Regions from separate parts of the Homo sapiens genome. Here region 1 is linked to region 2. Evidence: chromatin loops called from intact Hi-C (ENCODE). Cell type or tissue: B cell. All regions are shown on one strand. Links, peaks and the distances in the headings refer to the core of each region. The heading gives the core; the rest is flanking DNA.

Region 1 (9,550 bases), core at 1,542-9,541, 56 kb before region 2:
AGCCAGGAAGAATGTACTGCAAACATTGCAGGGTGCCCTGGGGTTCATACGAGAGGGACCTGGGATACCTGCAGGAGCATTCTGTTTTAATCTGGGAAGAGGAAGGAAGTCTACAGAGTTGAGCTAAAATGATGGTGGTGGCTGTAAGACCAGGAATTTAATTGCTGAAAAACTCTCTTAGATTAATGGTAATCTGTGGCTACATACTATTAATACTTCCCAAATAAGAAGCCCTCACTTCCATGAGAGTGACAGGGGACATGGATGTGAATGAATCAGGAAGTGAGTGACCAGTAGCACTGTCAACTAAGAAGAGCAAATGACTGGATGATATGACAGAGATGAGGAAAGCGTTCCTAGAAACTGTGAGCAGGACAAACCTGAGTTTGTTGCTCATGGGGAGTGACTGCATCTTACTCATGATTTTCTCCCCAGTGCCTTGCACAGAGCCTAGGTAACGGCATTTCAATTCAATGAATGAATGCACAAATGAGGAGCCGGCTGGGAGATGCTGAAGTAAACCAGATGGGGGAGGTCTGAAGAGTTTGGAAACAAAAAGAAAGGCTGGAATTCAACAACTCTCTGGAAGAAGATTCAGCAGGACTTGCTGACTGTGGGTGTCTGGGGACACAACAAAGCAAGGATGGCAGGCCAGGGCAGCTGGGAGCGTCATGGCACCACCAAAGGAGGAAACGAGAAAGCCCAGGAGCTCAAGAGGAGTGTCTGTTTTCAAGAGAGGATCATGAGTTTGGATTCTGATGTAATGAAGTTTCTGGTAATAGAAAACTCCCCCAGAGGAGATCCTGGAGAGAATGAGAAATGCTGATTTGGGAGTCAATGCAGAAATGTTACCAGACATGAGACTGAATGAATCCCCCAAGGAGAAAAAATGAAGAGTGAGAAAACTATGAAGTTAAGGACCAAACTTGGAAAGATACTTAGGGAACATAAAATAAAGAAGAAAGGGGTGGGCACAGTGGCCCATGCCTGTAATCCCAGCACTTAGGGAGGCTGAGGCAGGCGGATTGCTTGAGCCTAGGAGTTTGAGACCAGCGTGGGCAACATGGGGAAACGCTGTCTCCATAAAAAATACAAATATTTGCCAGGCATGGTGGTACACACCTGTGGTCCTAGCTATTTGGGAGGCTGAAGTGGGAGGATTGCGTGAGCCTGGGAGGAGGAGGTTGCAGTGAGCTGAGATTACACCACTGCACTCCAGCCTGGGCAACAGAGTGAGACTCTGTCTTGAAAAAATAAAGAAGAAAGATGGAGGAAAGAGGCTTCGGCCCAGTAGCTGGTGGTGCCCTCCAGATCTAAAAGATGGCTCCCTCTCTGATTTACATCATTGTTCCCACTTTCAGATGGATTCAGCACTGATCTGCTTAAGAGTGAGACTAATTCTAAAGGAATTTGTATCACTCAAATTTTATTATAGAATGATAAGCTGCAAACCTGTTCCAATGGCTGGAAGGGAAACCGATGTGTACTTCCTCTGTTCACACTCTTCTAGAACACTGGTGACCGTTTTCCTGACATCTTTTCCCCCAGGAACATGAATTATTATTTTGCACTTTAAGCATCCACCTGGTGTAATTATAAAATCTCTGTGAGGCTGTGCAGCTGAAAAAAAGGAAAGAAAAACAAACATGCAGCCCATTAATTACTGGAGGCAACACTTTGATTTTTGAGAAATGAAAACAGCTGACATCCGTGAAGGCTGTGAAGCCCAGTCTCACTCGAGCTTGTTGGTTTCATTCACTGGACTGTGACAACCACATTTTCTTTACAATCAGAATTCTCGAGCTCAACAAATACACTGTTGAGTATTTGGGGTGCTGTTCAAAAGTACTTTATCTGCATCAATCTGCTCAATCCTCAAAACAAGCCTATGAGGCAGGTACTGTTTTCCCCATTACACACATGAAACAGCCACAGAGAGAGGTAAGGTCAGTAGCTAAAGATTGCCTAGGACTCGAACCCAAGCAGCCAGTCTCCATAGCTCTTAACCCCCACTCTGCTGTCCCAGAAGAGCAATTTCTATGCACATTCAGCCACATTAATTTTGAAGGAGATAAAAGCAACGTACTCTGTGGCACAGAGGTGTGAAAGGATGAAAACTTCTCCTTGGCTCAGGACCCTAGAGCTCTTGAGCACATGGAAATTATGAGGGCCATTTTAAGGCACTGCTTCTTTGGTTCAGACTGCTCTGAGTAAGGCTGGGGCCAGCAAAAGGGAGGAGGAGAGTGGATCCCTGCCCATCCCATCCTGCCCTCCTGAGGAGCACCCATGACCAGGCACTCCCTAGGGCCCCTCGGGTGTCCCTCCCACCCTCCCCTCCCAGGCAGCCTCCTCAGGCTTTTCCAGCTTGTCCAGCCCACCTTCATCCTCTGCTCCTGCCTCCCAGGCACAGCGAGCTCTCCCAGTACTCAAACACCTGCTAACGTCCTCATGTTAGTAATCAAATATTACCTTCCTTTGCTGTCACTCCAGAACTGTATTCACTCCAGAGAAATTTCTTAATCAGAGGACAGCTACTAAGATAGGAGTTTCAGGCATTGTAGCAGGTCGGTTGTGGGAATACATTGTCAAACATGGTGCTCTATGACTTCTTGAAAGCATACTCATAGCTGAGTGTCTACCCTACTCTGCAAGGGATATTTTGAAGGACAAACAGTTTATAATCACTACCTTAGGTTCCCCACTCAAAGTCCACACTCATTCATAAAAGGATTAGAAGTTGGCTATATGCAGTTGTGCTGGAAGAAGTAGAACAAGTTTGGGGAAAGTTTGTACAGCACTTCACAGTTTACAGAACTTTTCACATTAATTGTTCCTTCTGATCCTCAAAACCACCTGTGGCACAGCTTTCCCACACTACTTATTAGTAGAACTTTCCTACTGATGAGAGAAGCAAAGCTCTTAGCAGTTAGATGACGTGCCTAGGATCGCTCAGTAAATGGCAGAGCCTGGATTATTAGGACCCAGGCCTGGGTTCTTTTTACTACTCAGGAAGTAAGAGACAGATGAGATGGTGGGATGAAGAACCTCTCCCCCATAGCCTCCAAGTTCCACCACCTCTGCCTGCTCTTCCAGTGAACCAACCTTCTTGCAAAGTTTTGCTCGCTACTTACTCCACCTCCAGTCCTCCTGTACATCCTCTCACTGTAATCTCAGCCCTCTGATTTTCAAGTTTGTAGTCAAAAGTAACATGTGCCCATACCTAGTACAGCACATTCACTTTCCACAGCTTGTCCAGCACCTTCTAAAATAGCTCTTGACACACCTAAATAAGACATGTTAATGGTAAAAGGCATCAGTTAGAATTCAATAAGTGGTTATAGTTTTTGTACATTAGACTTCTGCTCAACTCACCCTTTTGTGCATAATCCATTGACCACCCCCACGCCCGACCAACTGCTCTTTCTATAGCAACCTCCACCCAGTGGCTGATGAACAGTCTGATCTCAGTGCCATGGAAGTGCCCAGGAGCTGAAAGGCTGGCGTCTGCAACTTTACCTTCTCTATTTATACAGGACTGTTTTTGCAGTTATTTGAAATTTTTTGCATTCTACCCTTATTATTTTGTAAAAACGAATGAAACTATAAAAATAAAAGTTCTGATACTGAGAAGCATGGATCTCAAAACTGTAATAAAATCAAGCACTTTACTAAGTTCTTTGATTCCCTGCCCTGCTCAGTTAAACAGCTGGTTTCACTCCAGTGAATCTTCCAGTCAAAGTCGTAGCTTCACCACTTTGGTCAAGTCTAATGACAGCTGGGTCGAGTCGTTAAAAATATGGACTTTGCATTTTGACAAATTGGGTTGAAGTTGACTCCAGTATTTACTAGCTAGTATGTGACTAATAAGTTCCTCATCTGTTACACAGAGGCTAATATGGCACTTCCCTCACAGGGTTATTTGTACATTAAAAGAGATAATGGATGAAAAATGCTTAGCACAGAAGCCGGCATGCAGAAAATATTGAATGAATGTTAGTTGTTTTATCATTATGAAGATATCTATATCTCTATATCCTTGATTATATATGTGTTATAAAATGTCTCTTTTTAAAAAAATCTCTTTTCAATTTGTTTGTTCTGGTCTCTGTCTTTGCTGTGAAGATTTTCCTCAAATGTCAAGTGATCTTCACCAGTCCATTCCTATTTAAGAGTGAGCTTAGAAGCTCTATGCAAGAAGGCTTGTTGACCAGCGGGCTTCAGTGTAAGGCGAGCAGGCAGCACCTCCTGTCTGCTGCTCTGGGATCCATGCAGGAGAGGGGCTGGGCACTCGATGTTTGGTCCACAGATGTTCTCTTAAACAGTTTTCAGCCTAGCTCCTCATCTCACCTATGCCTGGTGCCCTAAGTCCAAAATCCCTCTGGTTCTGTTTCTCTAGAGAATAAACCTCCCATCTCTGGCCAGGGAAGAGCAAGGAAAGTTACTGCTGTATAGGATGGAGGATCCAATCAAGTAGTCTAACTGCTACTGATCTGGAATTTCATTCAATCTTATTTTCATCTCTGTACTTGCCCCCTGCCTTCCCAGATACCAGCAGCCTCTAATTCCTGTGTCTCTGGGGCTACTCTTCTCGCCTGCAGGTACTAAATTTTCTCTACTCCATGGCAGTTACCACCCTTGGCTAGCAGCTCCCCATCGTCTAAAAATTTGTTATCTTTTGTTCATAGTTGTTTTCCTTCCAACGTTCTTTTTTCTTGTGTGTTTATATCCTTTTCATTCCTTTACAGTATACAACTGTATACTGTAATACATAATGGAATTCCAAAAGGGGACAGGGATAAATGCATAGATTCAACTTAGCATGTTTCAAATAACCAAATGTTCTTTATGTCTACATTTTAAATGACTGAAAAATGGAATGACCAATGAATTAAATGGATATTCTACAGATTCACTTCTGCATGGTAAGTTCCATAATATTTTTCAACTTAGAAAATATTTAAATTCTATTTCCGTTTTATTTTACCCTTTTAATTTAAAAGTCAACATTTTATAATATACAAAAGTTTAAGAGGGCTGGGCATGGTGGCTCACACCTGTAATCCCAGCACTTAGGGAGGCCAAGACAGGCAGATCACCTGAGGTCAGGAGTTCCAGACCAGCTTGGCCAACATGGCAAAACCCCATCTCTACTAAAAAATAAATAAATAAATAAATTAGGGGGTGGCACATGCCTGTAGTCCCAGCTACTCAGGAGGCTAAGGCATGAGAATCACTTGAACCCGGGAGGCAGAGGTTGCAGTGAGCCAAGATTGCACCACTGCATTCCAGCCTGGGCGACAGAGTGAGACTCCGCCTCAAAAAACCCAAAAAGGTTGAGTGTATGTGTATAAGTTATAAATTAATAGACATATGAGGGGAGGGCCTGCCCGAATGTGTTACTATAATGGGAGTCAAACATGTCACGGAAAATAAAGAAAAACGGTTGCGTTTCATTTCTCGGTCAGTGTAATGCAGAGAAGAGAAGAGCTACCGAAGGTGAGTTCTAAATGCCAAGTAGGTTACATAAACAGGAAAGTAAAAATAGAGGAACTTAGAGGTACTAAACTATACTTGTGGAAATTCAACAGTTGAGAGCTGACACTAAGTACAATGCGTCAGTTAAACTCCACCTTTATATCAGTTAACACCCCATCTAATCCTCTCCTGGGAAATAGGTGTTTGACAGGCAAAGAAACTGACACTCAGAGAGGTTAAGTGACTTGTCCACAGCTACACATTGCTAAGTGGCATAGCTGGGATTCAACCCACGTCTTCCTGAGTTCAGAGACCACATATTTTCTACAACACTCTCTGTCCACTCAGGGCAAATATTAGCCACAATTTCCCTTCCAGAAATTAGTCATACTAATAATTACAATATATTGCTTAAATAAAGTACCTGATTTCCGATTAAATGTCCTTGCTGTTGAGTTTACAATAACATCTACCTGTTCAGTGGCTATATCTCCAGTAGCAACCTGAAAAGTAATTGCACCGATTTTCATTTCATATGCTGTGAAACAAGGCTTAGAGACAGTCCCGACCACACCTGAAAAGAAAGAAAATAGGTAAAGAATGGGCTGGCTCAGCTTCTGGAGGAACAGCACTCATCTTGGGGCCCTATTCTCTTCCCAGCTCAGCCCTCTTTCTTTTCCCCCAACATAAACCGAAATATTGCCACATCTCCTGGCCTCTTAAACAGCTTGGTTTTCTTTTTAAAGGAAATTAGAAAATAACGCTTTGTGACAGTAAGCATATCTACATTTTCTGAGTTACATAGGATAAGGCAGAAATATCCGATAGTGTCAGTCTGTTTACTGGCAAGAGCTGCTGGGGTGTCAAGAGAGAGGAGTGAGAAAAAAAAGGGAGTGTGAAAAGGGCACTGTCCTTTCTTGCAGACAACACTGCTAGGAGGGTCTTTTATTACCACAGGTGTAGCAATATAAAGGCTGCTCCAAAATCCCAGCACTTTGGGAGGCTGAGGTGGGAGGATCACTTGAGGTTAGGAGTTCGAGACCAGCTTGGTCAACATGGTGAAACCGTGTGTTTACTAAAAATACAGAAAAATTAGCTGGGTGTGGTGGTGCACACCTGTCATCCCAGCTACTCGGGAGACTGAAGCAGGAGGATTGCTTGAACCCAGGAGGCGGGGTTTGTAGTGAGCCAAGATCACGCCACTGCACTCCATCCTGGGTGACAGAGCAAGACTCCATCTCAAAAAAAAAAAAAAAAAAAAGACTGCTCAGAGGAAGTTACCTTTAACCTGTTGGCATATTACTCTCCACTCCACACTCTGAGGCTTACAACTTAGCTGTGCCACTTCAGCTCATCCCTTAAACCCTTTAGATCTACCTTTCAACGTTTATACAGTGGCAACAGAACCACCTGCCACGGGGCCATTGTACACGTTAAATAATATACTATATATGAAAGCAATCAGTAAAGTATAGTGTGCCAGGCACGGTTTAGTTATTATTTTATTACCATTTCTTAGAAACTCTGGTTTCATTACCATTAATTTGGTTCATGTTAATATGCGATTGCTTCTTTGTGTGCCCAGACAATGGGACATGCTCTAACACCTCCCCCATCACAGATTTGTTCTTCATGTGAATTAGCTTTGCCTACTTCTACTGGACTTCAACTACCACTGAAGAGTTGCTCAGCAAAAGGAAATATTTCCTTAGCAGAACGACTTTACCAGACCTTGGGTATCTCCTGCCATGGGAATCCTGGCCTTGTTGGGATTTATTCTTGACCAGTTAGTGAATTCATCTAAAAATGCCTGGAAATAGAAACAGTTACTGACTACAACAATATTGTGTAAAAATATTAATCCAATTCTTTGGAGCATTGATCATCAGATATCAAAGAGTTGATAACAATAGTTCTCAAAATATTTCCTCTTCCCTCAGAGACTTCTTAAAGGATTGCGGTTCAACCTAGGAATTTTCTCCACAAATAGCAGTGCTGATTTGCTTTACTTTGTGAGTAAACTAACACTGTCCAGGCAAGTATGTCAGCAGGGGTGCTGACTGTGGCTCTGCAGGAAGTCACATGCCTTTTTTGTGACCACTATCGTTATCCCTCCTCTTTTGAAGCCCCATAATTCTAATCTCCTACATCCAATAGGCTGAGGGAAGTGTAGAGTATTTGTAGGTGAGCAGGGGGCAGGGCAACAACGTTCCTTGGCATCTTTGGCTGTTAGGTACATTCTGGGGTTGATTAACAACAAATACATACAGTATGCTTCATCTCTTAGGTCCAGCCAAAGCCTCCTGAATGAAAACACGAAAATCCACGTTAGAAAACCTCAGACATTGAAGTTTTGTTTAGAAATGGAAAAAACAAAAAGGCATTTTGGTCGTGTGAGTGATAAAATTGAGCAATGGGCGACAGAGTAGAGTTATAAAGTTTCACTTGGGTTGTCTTCATCCATTTTCTTTCTTTTCAGGTATCTTTGGGACTGTTTCTACTTTTTCTTTTTCTCTTTCTTTCTTTCTTTTCTTTTCTTTTCTTTTTTTTTTTTTTTTGCAGACAGAGTCTCATTCTGTTGCCCAGGCTGGAGTGCAGTGGCATGATCTTGACTCACTGCAGCCTCAACCCCCTGGACTCAACTGATCCTCCCACCTCAGCCTCCCAAGTAGCTGGGACTACAGATGTACACCACCACGCCCGGCTAATTTTTTGTATTTTTTGTAGAGATGAGGTTTTGCCATGTGGCACAGGCTGGTTTTGAACTCCTGGACTCAAGCAATCCCCCTGCCTCAGCCTCCCAAAGTGCTGGGATTATAGGCGTGAGCCACTGCACCAGTCCATGTTTCTAATTCTTGGTTAACAATGAAATTTGGGGCAGTTACTTTCCAGATTGCTACTGAAGATGTCACCCCAATAAAGGGCAGATGTTATTGTGAACTCAACAAGGACACAGATATCACGAACAGTTTGCTAATAATAATTTCCCCCAGTTTATCTTTGAGCAAAAAAATATGTCTCTGGATATTTTATATTTACCGGGGGAAAAAAACTAAGAACCTTTGGGGGTAAATGTTGTTTTTTAAAATATTATTATTATTTCCTATGGATAAATTTGCTTACAAACTACATCATGCAATACTTTGGAGTGTTTCTGGGGAACTCTGGGAAACATCTCTGGAAAGACCACACTTCCATCCAGAATGGGTAAGTATAACTAAGAACTTAAAAAACAAAATTATCTTTGATCCAGTTTAAGTGGTGATGTTAGTAAGTTGTAGCAATTGCTTGTCAGTCCTTAAAGTTGGGTAATGACTACTACCAGTTTTGGGGGTTTTCTATGTGCTAGATATCATGCAAAACACTTCAAATACACCCGTTTTAATAGTTAGAACAATTCCGAAAGGTGTTATTACCACACTCATCTTACACTTGATAAAACTGAGATTCAGGCTGGGCACAGTGGCTCACGCCTGTAATCCCAGCACTTTGGGAGGCTGAGGTGGGTGGATCACCTGAGGTCAGGACCAGCCTGGCCAACATGGAGAAACCCCATCTCTACTAATAATACAAAAATTAGCCGAGCGTGGTAGCACATGCCTGTAATCCCAGCTACTAGGGAGGCTAAGATGGGAGGATTGCTTGAGCCCAGGAGGCGGAGGCTGCATTGAGCTGAGATCACGCCGCTGCAGTGAGCCGAGATCACACCACTGCACTCCAGCCTGGGTAACAGAACGAGACTCTGTCTCAAAAAAAAAAAAAAAAAAAAAAAAAGCTGAGATTCAGAGAGGTATGTCACCCAACTTTTAAATGGCAAAACTGAGATTAAACCTAAGTATACCATTCTTCTAATGTCAGTGGGAACTACTTAGTTAGTGTGCCTTGACTGCTTCTCCACTGCTGAATATGGTGCTGCTATTTCTAGTTTGTAGACACTCACAGACTTGTGTAGACTGGTCTATGCTATCCAAATAACTAAATCCTTGAGGCTTCTCTCATTCTGCCCTTTCCCCATAGATAAAGCCATGACTTAGCTTTCATGTAGTCAGTGTTAAAATGTCTAGGCCATTTTTAT
Region 2 (11,352 bases), core at 1,565-9,564:
CCCTTTCTACGTTCAGTTTTCCAACAGCAGCCAGAGTGACCCTTTAGAAATATAAACCAGATCGCCCTCTCCCCTGGCTCAAAACTATCTGATGAATCCCCTAACATTTTAAGTTAAAAATCCAAAATCCTTACCTTCAGCCCCAAAGGCCTGTCTTCTGGGTACCTTCCCGAGTTCCTAGCACCTCTCTCCATTGCTCACTGCCCTCCCCACCACACTGGCTTCCTTAAAGCTTCTGGGCCTCAAAATGTCAGCTCTTGGGGACTTTGCACCTATGCTTCCCTCTAGGACACTTTCCGCCCAGAAATCCACTTGGCTAGAGATGTCACCTCACTTGAGGTTTTTCCAGACATCCTATTTTAAATGGTGGTTCTGTCACTGTCTGTCACTTATTCTTCTTCCTAGCAGGTATGACTGGCAGACATTTTATTATATATCTATTGTTTACTAATATTGTCTGTTTCTCTCTCTAGAAGGTGCCGTCCCTGGAAGCCGAGTCTGCCATGTTCCTGGCTGCCTCCCCAGCTCCTATAACAGTGCCTGGAACACAGTAGGCAGTGGATATCTATTGTTGAATGAATCTTGTCATCATTCAAGTTTCAGGCCAAACATCACCTCCTCAGTCAAGTTGTCTCTGATTTCTGGTTAGAAGTAGCACCAGGCCAGGTGCAGTAATTCATGACTGTAATCCCAGCACTTTGGGAGGCCAAGGCGGGCAGATCGCTTGAGCCCAGGAATTTGAGAACAGCCTGGGCAACATAGTGAGACTCTGTTTCTACAAAAAAAAAAAAAATTGGCTGGGTGTAGTGGCGCCTATAGTCCTAGCTACTCAGGAGACTGAGGTGAGAGGATCCCTTGAGCCCAGGAGGTCAACTCTGCAGTGAGCCATGATTGTGCCACTGTACTCCAGCCTGGGCGATAAAGTGAGACTCTGTCTTGGGGGGAAAAAAAGAAGTAACACCACCCCCATCTTCCCCTTGCTTGCCCTGGCGCTGTTTCTCTCCAAATAAATAAAATGGTTTTATTTATTTTGTTTACTTGCCTACTGTCTTTCTGTGCATGACCTGGCCCCCAGTATAAGCTGCCTGAGAGCAGGGGCCTTGTCTGTTATATTCATCTCTGTGTCCAGTGCCTAAAACAGTGCCTGGCTCCCATGTACGTGCCCAGCACATGGGTGTTGGATCAATAATACATGAGGCTGGTGACTGGAGAGGAGGCGCAGGCACAGCCAGCTCCTTCTTTCAATACTCACCTTTTGGAGACAGGAATCCACAGCATTAGGAATATGTCCTTCATGTTGATGCATATCACCAGACGGTGTTTCTGCTTGTGATTGTGTCAGTGAAGAAATTTGAGGTCTCGTGTTCTTCTTTATTGAATTTTCAGTGGGTACCAGGAAAATGGGCACAGGTTTTTCGTCAACAAGTATTTGGTGCTCTCCTTTTTTCAACACTCTCTCCTTAGCTTCAGTGGAGACATTAAACACACACATATACACACATAAAAATGGGAGAGATTTCAAGTAATCCTCTCATTCCTGTGTCTGTACTCTGCCCCAGCACCTCCCAGTAAGGCTGCTCCCTGCATCCTGGAATGGTGGGTTGGCGATGGAGAAAGTCGGGGAGCTATTAAGAGCTCTAAAGTGTGCGGATTAAGTTTTACTATAGAAGTGAAAGCTTAATGACAATGGAACATTGTCCACCGATTAAACATCATGTTTCTAAAACTGTCTCCAGTCTCCCCTTTCCTTCTTCCTTCTTTCCCTCCCTCCCTCCCTTCCTTCCTTCTTTTTTTTTTTTTTTTTTTTTTTAGACGGAGTCTCACTCTGTCACCCAGGCTGGAGTGCAATGGTAGGACCTCGTCTCACTGCAACCTCTCTGCCTCCCGAGTTCCAGCGATTCTCCTGCCTCAGCCTCCAGAGTAGCTTGGATTACAGGTGCGCACCACCATGCCCGGGTAATTTTTGTATTATTAGTAGAGACGGAATTTCCCCATGTTGGCCAGGCTGGTCTCGAACTCCTGGCCTCAGGTGATCCACCAACCTCGGCCTCCAAAGTGCTAGGATTACAGGCGTGAGCCACCGCACCCGGCCCAGTCTCCCATTTCAATACTCATTATACAGGTAAGTGACAACAGCAGGAATCAAAAGTGCAGACTCCGAATTTTGTAAATATACATGTGTTTGCTGGCATTCATAAAAAAAGGCAGGAAGGAAATACACCAAATGGTCACATTGTTTATCTTCAGGTTGTTTTCTTTTTTACTCTTTTATTTCTATAGTGAGCATATATCACTTTTGTAATCCTCAAAAACACAAAATGGAACATCCTTTTGTTCATGGATGGAACAATGGAACCATTATTTAAAACATAAAAGTGGAATCCCTGAATGACAAGGACAGCAGCTGGCAGGCATCTGGGGGAAGGAAGATGACAGCTGAGAAATTAAGTTAGAATGAGGATATGGAAAGCATCCACACTAAGGCGCCGTCAGCCAGACCCGCACCAGGCACATGTGAGGCCCCATCCTCCACCGAGTGTTCACTGTCTCAGTGAGTCTCTTGGCAGTAGGGCCCCGTCCCTGTCCGCCACCGCACAGTGACATACTTTCTCCCGCCCTCTCCCCTAGGTCAGCTGGAACTGGGTCCGCCTGGAAACCCGGGGGCCGGGCCCCCAGAGGGCTTTCGCAGCCTGGCCGCCCGAAGCTCACCTGCCCTTTCACTGAACTCCACCCGGAAGGTGCCCGGGGCTTCGTGTTCCTGGGTGCTGACCGTGCACTCCCCGCCGCCCGAGGACTTAGAGCTCTGGAAGTAGCTCTCCAGCTTCCTTCGTACTCGGGGGCCGGACTTGTACACCCGCACGAGGAGCGGGGACGGCGGGCGCAGGTGGGAGGCCATGGCTCTGCGCGTCGGGAGGGCGCGGGGGCTCCGGGAGGCAGCTGGGCGGTAAAGGCGCGGCCCGCCCTGCGGACTGGGCGCAAAGTTTCAGTTTCGCTTCCCTGGAGGTCCCTCCCTGTTCCCGGCAGAGCCGCTTCCCCCTCCTCCCTGTGCTGTCTGCACCGAGGAGAGCGGCCTGCCGGGTGAGTAGGTCCGGTGCCTCTGGGCCCTCGGGGTCCCCTCTCCTGCAGGCTCGAGGTGGGCGGGGAGAAGGGGGACGGGCGCGGACCCGGGTCCCAGGGCCAGGCCTCCCTTGTGAGTAGACTATGCAAAGAAAGTAAGTTTCTCCTGTGTTTCTTATTCTTTGTAACTCTTACTGCTGTTACCACTATTATTTGATCCTAAAAAGTAATTCACATTCTGAATCCATGTTAAACTTACCCATTTTTGAAAATTTGAATGTGTTCATCTGGTAATTGTGACCTGTTACCCCTTCCCTCCCTCCAACTCTACCCTTTAGACGGGCTTCTGCGGGCTTTTCTCCTCCATTGCTTGATTTAACCAACAGCACTGAATTGTTTCTTGCTGCCCAAAGAGCAGAGCAAGGCCCTGATGTCAAGGGCTGGTGAGGGGAGGCGGACCTGTGAACCAAGGAGCAAAACTTCTCCAAGGCCTCCAAGGGGAAGTTTCAAGCAGAATCTTAATAAATTGAGTGTGGCGGCGAGATGGGGAGGACAGGATTGGGGGGAAAAGCACCTGAGGCTTAGGGACCACTGTGGTCTGAAGCACAGAGTGGGCCTGGGGCCTGGGAGGAGAGGAGATGGGTGAGGGGATGAAGGAGGGAGAGCCTACCTAGATGGGCACTGTCCAGCAGAAATACAATGGGAGCCAGTAGGTTCATTCTAAAATTTTTGCAGCCATATTTTTTAAAGGATAAAGAAACAGATGAAATTAATTTTAATGATTTTTAGGAAATTTTTAAAGGATAAAGAAACAGATGAAATTAACTGTAATGATGTTATTTAGCTTGACATATCCAAAACTTAATCATTTCAGCATGTAATGAGATTTTTACATTCTTTTTATCATACCACGTCTTTGCAACCCAGTGTTTTTCTTATACTTACATCACATCTCGATTCAGACTGGCCACATGTAGCCTCAGTAGCTATGTGAGGCTGATAGTCCACCCTGGACAGGACATATTTAGATGGTGAAAAGCCTTGAAGAGCAGTGAAGATGACCTGAAGGGCTTTAAGCAGGGAAAGCAAGAAAATGACTTGCCAGATTTGCATTTTAGAAATATGGTGCTGACAACCGTGTGGAGGACACATTTACAAGCAGGGATGAGTGGCGGCAGAGAGGCCTGAGATAAGGTTTTTGCACATGGCTGGTAAGACTGGAAATGGGCCCGTCTTTACTGTGAACAATTTGGCAATACTGTCAGAATTACAACTGCATATACTTTTTGGTTCTGGAGTTCCATTTCTAGGAATTTGTCCCATTGATATATTAGCCCCTGTGTGAAGTGACCTGTGTACAAAGATGTTCTTTACAGCCTTGTTTACAATAGCAAAAGATAGGGAACTCTTTAATGCCCATAAATAGGGGGACTAGCAGTTTAATAATAATAGTATATCTATACAATGGAATACAATGGGCAGTAGGAAAAATGAAAAAGCTCTCTATGTGCTAACATGAAAAGATCTCTAGGATACATTATGTGGGAAAAATAAGATGCAGAAGTGTGTGTATAAGCTACTACCTTTCGTGTAAAAAATGCCACTGGAAGAATACAGGAGAAGCGCTGATTGACTCTGGACAGGGAATTTAGCAGCGGAGACAGGAGGAAACCTTTTACATTTTCTAAATTTGAACCATGTAAATGTAATACCTATTCAAACAATAAAATGTCAAACTAGGTACATTTAAATCTTTGAAAAGAGTATATTGATGGCTGGGCGCGGTGGCTCACGCCTGTAATCCCAGCACTTTGGGAGGCCAAGGCAGGCGGATCATGAGGTCAGGAGATCGAGACCATCCTGGCTAACATGGTGAAACCCCGTCTCTACTAAAAAAAATACAAAAAAAAAAAAAATTAGCCAGGCGTGGTGGTGGGCGCCTGTAGTCCCAGCTACTAGGGAGGCTGAGGCAGCAGAATGGCGTGAACCCGGGAGGCGGAGCTTCCAATGAGCCAAGATCGCGCCACAGCCTGGGCGACAGAGTAAGACTCCGTCTCAAAAAGAAAAGAAAAGAAAAGAAAAGAAAAGAAAAGAAAAGAAAAGAAAAGAGTATATTGCCACAGCTCAGGCAAAAGTTGCTGAGACTCTGAAGTGAGGCAGTGTCAGTGGGCGAGGAAGGAAGGGGCATATTTGAAAGTGATTTAGTTTGTCAGGTCCCAGATATGAGACAAAAAAGACTCAGGGAAAGTTCCTAGATTTCTGATTTGAGTACGTAAATGGTATTATCATTTACTGAGCTGTAGAATCCAGGAGATAAAGTATGGATTTGGTGGGGGTGGGATGGAGGATTGGGGACCAGGAGATAAGAGGTCTACTTTTGCAGAGGCTAATTTGAGGGGACTGTGAGACCTCCAGGTGGAGTTGAAAAATGGGGCTCAGGAGAGCCATGGCCTAGAACTGCAGATATAAGAGTCATATTTGCAATTGGTGAGTTGAAGCCATGGAAATGGATGAGATCACTCCTGGGGAGTATGCAGAATGAGATGAAAAACGCCTTAGACAGAATCCTGGGGCAAACAATTAAGAGGGAGATGGTGGAAGTGAACGCAGGGAAAAGGCCTGTAAAGGCAAAGTGAAGGGTAATAGAAGAACCAAGGGAAGATGGCATAGGAGAAGCCAGGAAAGCAGAATTTCAGGAATCAAAGAGTGAAATACTATAGAAAGTGGTCCAGTAAAGATGGATAGAAGATAATCCATTGGCATTAACCACATGAGGGATTCTGATGAGCAGTTTCTCTTCTTTTTTTTGAGACAGGGTCTCATTCCTCTTGCCCAGGCTGGAGTGCAGTGGCACAATCACAGCTCACTACAGCCTGAACTTCCCACCAAGTGATCCTCCCATCTCAGCCTCCCAAGTAGCTGGGACTATAGGCATGCACCAACATGGCCAGCTAACTTTTTGTATTTTTAGTAGAGATGAGGTCTTGCCATGTTGCCCAGGTTGGTCTCGAACTCCTGAGCTCAAGCAATCTGCCTGCCTCTGCCTCCCAAAGTGCTGTGGTTACAGGTGTGAGCCGCCATGCCTGGCCACTGGCAGTTTCAAAAGGGTGCTGGGAATGAGGCAGGGAGCCAGGTTATAGTAGGCTGAGTGGGCAGGTGGACAGAAGGAGAGTCCACTACTCATTCCAGAAGTTTGGCTGCTTATGAAGAGAAGGAAACACAGTAGGAACCAGTGATGGAAAGTTGGGAAGGCTTTTCTGTTTTTAAAATGGAAGAAATGGAATGCTTAGGGCACTATGCTCCTTGTTTGGCTATCCATAGGCCTGTAAAACTTGGCCTGAAGACAGAAACAGGTGCAACATTTAAAGCAAAAGCCCATGGCCAAAGCAGATGAAGTCATCCTTCTTTTTTGAAAACAGCAGTGCCCTCTGGAGGCAAAAAATGCATCTTGTCTTTGCATTTTAGAATGCAAAGGATTGTACTAGACCTGCTGCTTTCCCTTGATGAGTAAGAATAGTGCTCTGATGCTGTAGATGGTTGTACAAAATGTTTCTATTGCAAAGACATTAGAAATCATTTCGACCAGGCGCGGTCGCTCACGCCTGTAATCCCAGCACTTTGGGAGGCCGAGACGGGTAGATCACGAGGTCAGGAGATTGAGACCGTGCTGGCTAACACGGTGAAGCCTCATCTCTACTAAAAATACAAAAAATTAGCTGGGCGTGGTGGCGGGCGCCTGTAGTCCCAGCTACTCAGGAGGCTGAGGCAGGAGAATGGCGTGAACCCAGGAGGCGGAGCTTGCAGTGAGCCAAGATCGAGCCACTGCATTCCTGGGGGACAGAGTGAGACTCCAACTCAAAAAACAAAAAAACAAACAAAAAAACAAACAAAGAAATCATTTCGAGGCCTAAATATAGCAACAAGTGTGGGCAACTGTATCTTTAAGCATTTTCATCATCAGTCTTCTAAAAATTCATAATCTTTAATTCCTACCTATTAGATGGAAAATCATAACAAAGTATTTTTCCCAGATTTTCTGACTTTTAACCAGATATACCCCTATCATTAGGTCAAGGATGTTTATCACAAATTCAATAATACACCCCCCTCACAGGCTCTAGTGGCATTTCCTCTTTCTTCAAACGCTCTCCAGGGGGCTTCACTCACTCATAAGCTCGGTCTTCTTTACTGTTCTTTGAATGCTGTTCTCAGTCTCACCACTTTGTTATCACCCTCTTCTTCTAAATATGTAAAAACCTCCTGCATCCTTCATGACCAGGCTCTAGTCTCAACTCCTCCATATAGCTTTTCCTGTTCCAGGTCGTAGAGCATTTTCCCTTCTCTGAACTGCCATTATGATTTCCACTGGAACCTCTCTTGGAAAGGGTAGAAGGCAAACAGTAACAACAACAGCAAAACAATGTGTACATCGTTATCAAGGAAATTAAGAACTCATCAAGATCAGAAATCATGTTCAGTCCTCCTACAGTATATTCTTACCGAATTTCCTAAGATTCTGGCTAATGTTTATTGCATCTTTTCTAATTCATTCCTAGAAGTGGGCCACCATATCTGGAAACTACAGTCTATGCTTTGAAGCGCAAAAGGGAATAAACATTTAAAGACTCCCCCGGGGACCTGGAGGATGGACTTTTCCATGGTAAAAAGCATAAATGTGTATACGTCATGAACCTTGATCAGCACATGAATACTTCTTTATATAACAGCAAGAAATCTGGGGTGTTCACCAACAGTTGACATCCTCATCTGCTTTTAATAGCTCAATAAAGTTTTCTCCTTTCTCCCTTCTTGAGAAATGGGGAATCAAGAATATGCTAATCTAATAAATAGTGTCAACTTGAAGCTGGATGATTTTTCAGAATCATTTTAATTCTCAGCTCATTTAGTGATTCTGCTTTTTCGGGTTGGGGTAAGGAGAGTAATAGAGGATGAATGAAAAGAAGGGAATAGAGAAAGATCAGATTAGAAGTCACTTACTAAACTTGAAAATTCCACATTAAGGTTTGTACCATGACAAAGGCAATTAAAAGTGGATCCTTGCTGGTGGATGAGAGACAGAGCTGATGAGGCTCATGTCCCCAGGTCTTCTGTCTAGAGAAACCCCATGAGCTTTTGGAGATTGGAGTCTATCTGAGAGTTTGGGGTCATTTTGGTCTGTGACTTTTGGGCCTTTTAAAGTGTTGATCTCTAAACCTCATCTCATTCTGAATTAGAATGAGATGCACTGAGATGCATTGGCGGTGGCTGGCGCCTATAATCCCAGTTACTACAGAGGCTGAAGCCAGGAGGATCACTTGAAATCAGTAGTTCGAGACCAGCCTGGTCAACATAGCAAGACTCCGCTCATCTCTAAAAAAGTAAAAACAATTAGCTGGGCATGGTGGTGCATGCCTGTAGTCCCAGCTATTCAGGAGACTGAGATGGGAGGATTGCTTCAGCCCAGGAGTTCAAGGCTGCAGTGAACTGTGATTGCACCACTGCACTCCAGCCTGGGTGACAGAGTGAAACCTTGTCTCGAAAAACAATAAAATTAAATTTAAAAAAAGAAATGCATCGGCCCCTAGGGAAATGACATAGGGCCAATGTTTGCTGGCACATTTAGTATTTTAAGTGTTTCGGGCATGCAGATTTAAAAAAACACATGCTTCCTGCCCTCCCAAACACAGTGCTTTGAGCAGGATTTCCATTGCATTGTGTTTACTAGGGTGTATTGGTTATCAGTAAGCTGTAGTCATTCCACTTCCATTTTTTAAGAAAGCCATTCTCATTTTTCACAGGTGGCCGGAGCAGCAGCTTACAATGAAAAATCAGGTAGGATTACCTCGCTCTCACTCTTGTTTCAGAAAGTCTTTGCTCAGATCTTTCCTCAGTGGAGAAAGGGGAATACAGAAGAATGTCTCCCCTACAAGTGCTCAGGTGCGTGACTGCAGACCCTTGTGGGGACCCCCGCACATGCTTCAGAGTTGGTGTGGCACCGACCAGCAGGCATATTCTCTCAAGGCCTACACCATTCCTCTCCTTTGCCCGTAAATGTGAGACTCTTTTAACGACAGCCTATGGCTGAATTGACCAGATGGGGTGGCCAACTGATTGTCTCCTTGCTCAACGAGTACTATACAAGCTAAATAGTTCTGGCCTAATTCCAGGGGTCCCCCATTAAAGATTTTCAACCAAAGCTCAGGCCAATAGGGCCTGACTACCCAATTCCGGCTTCGTTTGGGTAATTGAGGCCACAAGAGGTCTTTCTAGGAGACTCAGATTAGAAATGGGAGTTGAAGCAAAATAAAAGTAATGATCACATTTTATCTATTTTAGGATGCACATTTTTTTTTCACATTTTAACAATACTGAAATAAGGTAGTGTACCTGTTATCAATTGATGGTATGCCCCAGTTTAGTTGGCATTTTTTTCCCTTTCTCAGAGGCATTGTAACAACAATATCTTAGACACCATGAAATACAGTGTCCCAAGCTGGGTCCTCCAGGAAGCAGAATTTGAGATGGAATTAGGAGTGCAAAAAATTCACTGTGAAAGGTAAAGAGAGGAAGCCGGACTGGGCAGACTAGCCATCAGACTGTAATAAAAACCCGACAGTCTCTGCAAGCCTGAGATTGACTGTTAGAGGTGTCCCACGTTGGGCATGAATGGCCTTGCTCAGCTACTGATGGAGGCTGCCCTGAGAATAGCATGACCTTGGCTGAAAGCTGAGATGAACCCTGAGGGGCTAACAGCTGGAGGCTGTCAGCTAACTGTATTTCCCACTTCATAGCCAATCGCAGGGAGATCTGAGTAGCACATCTTCTTGTCTGCCACATACGGTAAATAATTTTTAGTCAATTAGTTTTAATTTCACCAAAATTGTGCCAGACTAGAATATCATAAAGAATTATTTACTGAACTGAAGCAGACAGTATCAGTGCTCATTGGCTGGTCCAATGTCTCCCCTACTCCTCCTCACCAGGGAACTGCCTCAATCAATGACCAATAGAAGTTGGGTAGGCCAGGCATGGTGGCCTTTTTGAAGCCACCCAGGTGGGCAGATTGCTTGAATCTTTTGGAGCACTCTGGGAAATGCCTCTGAGAAAGGGGAAAAAATGCCAGCTAAACTGGGGCTTACCATCAATTGATAACAGGTATACTACCTTATTTCAATCGGCCCAGGTGGGCAGATTGCTTGAAATCAGGAGTTTGAGACCAGCCTAGGCAATATGGTGAAACCCCATCTCTACAGAAAAAAATACGGAAATTAGCTGGACACGATGGTGTGGGTGTAGTGCTGTGAGCCTGTAGCCCTGGCTACTCAGGAGGCTGAGGTGGGAGGATGGCTTGAGCATAGGAGGCAGAAGTTGCAGTGAGCCAAGACTGCATCACTACACTGCAGCCTGAGCAACACAGTGAGACCCTGTCTCAAAAGAAAAAGAAGTTGGATAAATACTCCAGCTCCTGTGGTTACTACCCCTCCAGTGGTATAACCCTGAGGCACAAGATCTACACTGTTTCCCAGTAGAGTTAAGTTCCATCTGCCTAGTTACACGTGCTTTGTTCATTTGTCTTACTTTCCCAGCCTGCCCTCCCCACCCCAAGGCCCTAGTATTTCCTAGGATCACCTCCCAAATAAACTACTTACATTCACATCTTTGTCTCAGGGTCTACTCTTAAGAAAACATAAACTTAGATGCTGACAAAGGCAAAAAAGTTATAAAACCTCCGCCTATTTTGGCTCATAATTAAGTCCCTTCCAATACCTGTGCCCTAAGCATTGGTCTTTCTAAGCTCGCCACTTTTATATATATTTTTAAAAATTCACAAGCCCCCATATACATGGTTTTCCTACCATCATCACTGCATCATAGTAACTACCACTTATGGAGTACTTAATATATGCCAGGCACAAGACTATGCACTTTATGGGTGACCTACCACTGAAAACTCTTAGATGTCCGTGGTCTAATTATATGTGTAGTTGAGAAGAAGAATCATGAAGAGCACTACATGAAGTTCATCTCTCTTTTGCACATAGGAAACACAGTCTCCTGGTATGAAGTGGGATTACAACCTTTCAAACTGTGCTTTTTTTTTTTTTTTTTTTTTTTTTTTTTTTTAATCTTCTCTTCTTTTCCAGAGACTGGTGCTCTTGGAGAAAACTATAGTTGGCAAATTCCCATTAACCACAATGACTTCAAAATTTTAAAAAATAATGAGCGTCAGCTGTGTGAAGTCCTCCAGAATAAGTTTGGCTGTATCTCTACCCTGGTCTCTCCAGTTCAGGAAGG

The links. Peaks named below come from ENCODE experiments on the same cell type or tissue, not always from the same donor. Only the 100,000 strongest peaks of a DNase experiment are listed, where the experiment ranks them.
Region 1: it touches region 2 in a loop (6-fold over the local background); 9 of 110 quality-filtered maps call a loop at or near these places.

The regions. Positions count from the first base shown.
Region 1 is chr3:122,613,514-122,623,063 of GRCh38, reverse strand. PARP15 (poly(ADP-ribose) polymerase family member 15) reads right to left here. Exons shown (of 12, transcript NM_001113523.3): 5 at 7,207-7,285; 6 at 5,900-6,049; 7 at 3,221-3,283; 8 at 1,453-1,620. Among named protein-coding and RNA genes, the nearest start is that of PARP15, 41 kb to the right of the region's middle. In B cell, for the core only: no CTCF peak of the experiment used is centred there; DNase peaks (open chromatin) are centred at 1,733 and 5,583; H3K27ac peaks cover 5,429 bases.
Region 2 is chr3:122,555,971-122,567,322 of GRCh38, reverse strand. It overlaps PARP9 (poly(ADP-ribose) polymerase family member 9), which reads left to right and starts at 3,023. Exons shown (of 11, transcript NM_001146105.2): 1 at 3,023-3,078; 2 at 7,614-7,717; 3 at 8,856-8,889; 4 at 11,202-11,352. The coding sequence starts at 7,703. DTX3L (deltex E3 ubiquitin ligase 3L) reads right to left here and starts at 2,985. Exons shown (of 5, transcript NM_138287.3): 1 at 2,710-2,985; 2 at 1,253-1,464. The coding sequence starts at 2,896. LOC105374071 (a long non-coding RNA gene) reads right to left here. Exons shown (of 5, transcript XR_001740869.2): 5 at 7,353-7,433. RefSeq lists an enhancer at 2,978-3,097 and a silencer at 3,138-3,237. In B cell, for the core only: CTCF peaks have their summits at 6,286 and 6,488 (motif pointing left); DNase peaks (open chromatin) are centred at 2,972, 3,532 and 6,482; H3K4me3 peaks cover 2,648 bases; H3K27ac peaks cover 4,387 bases.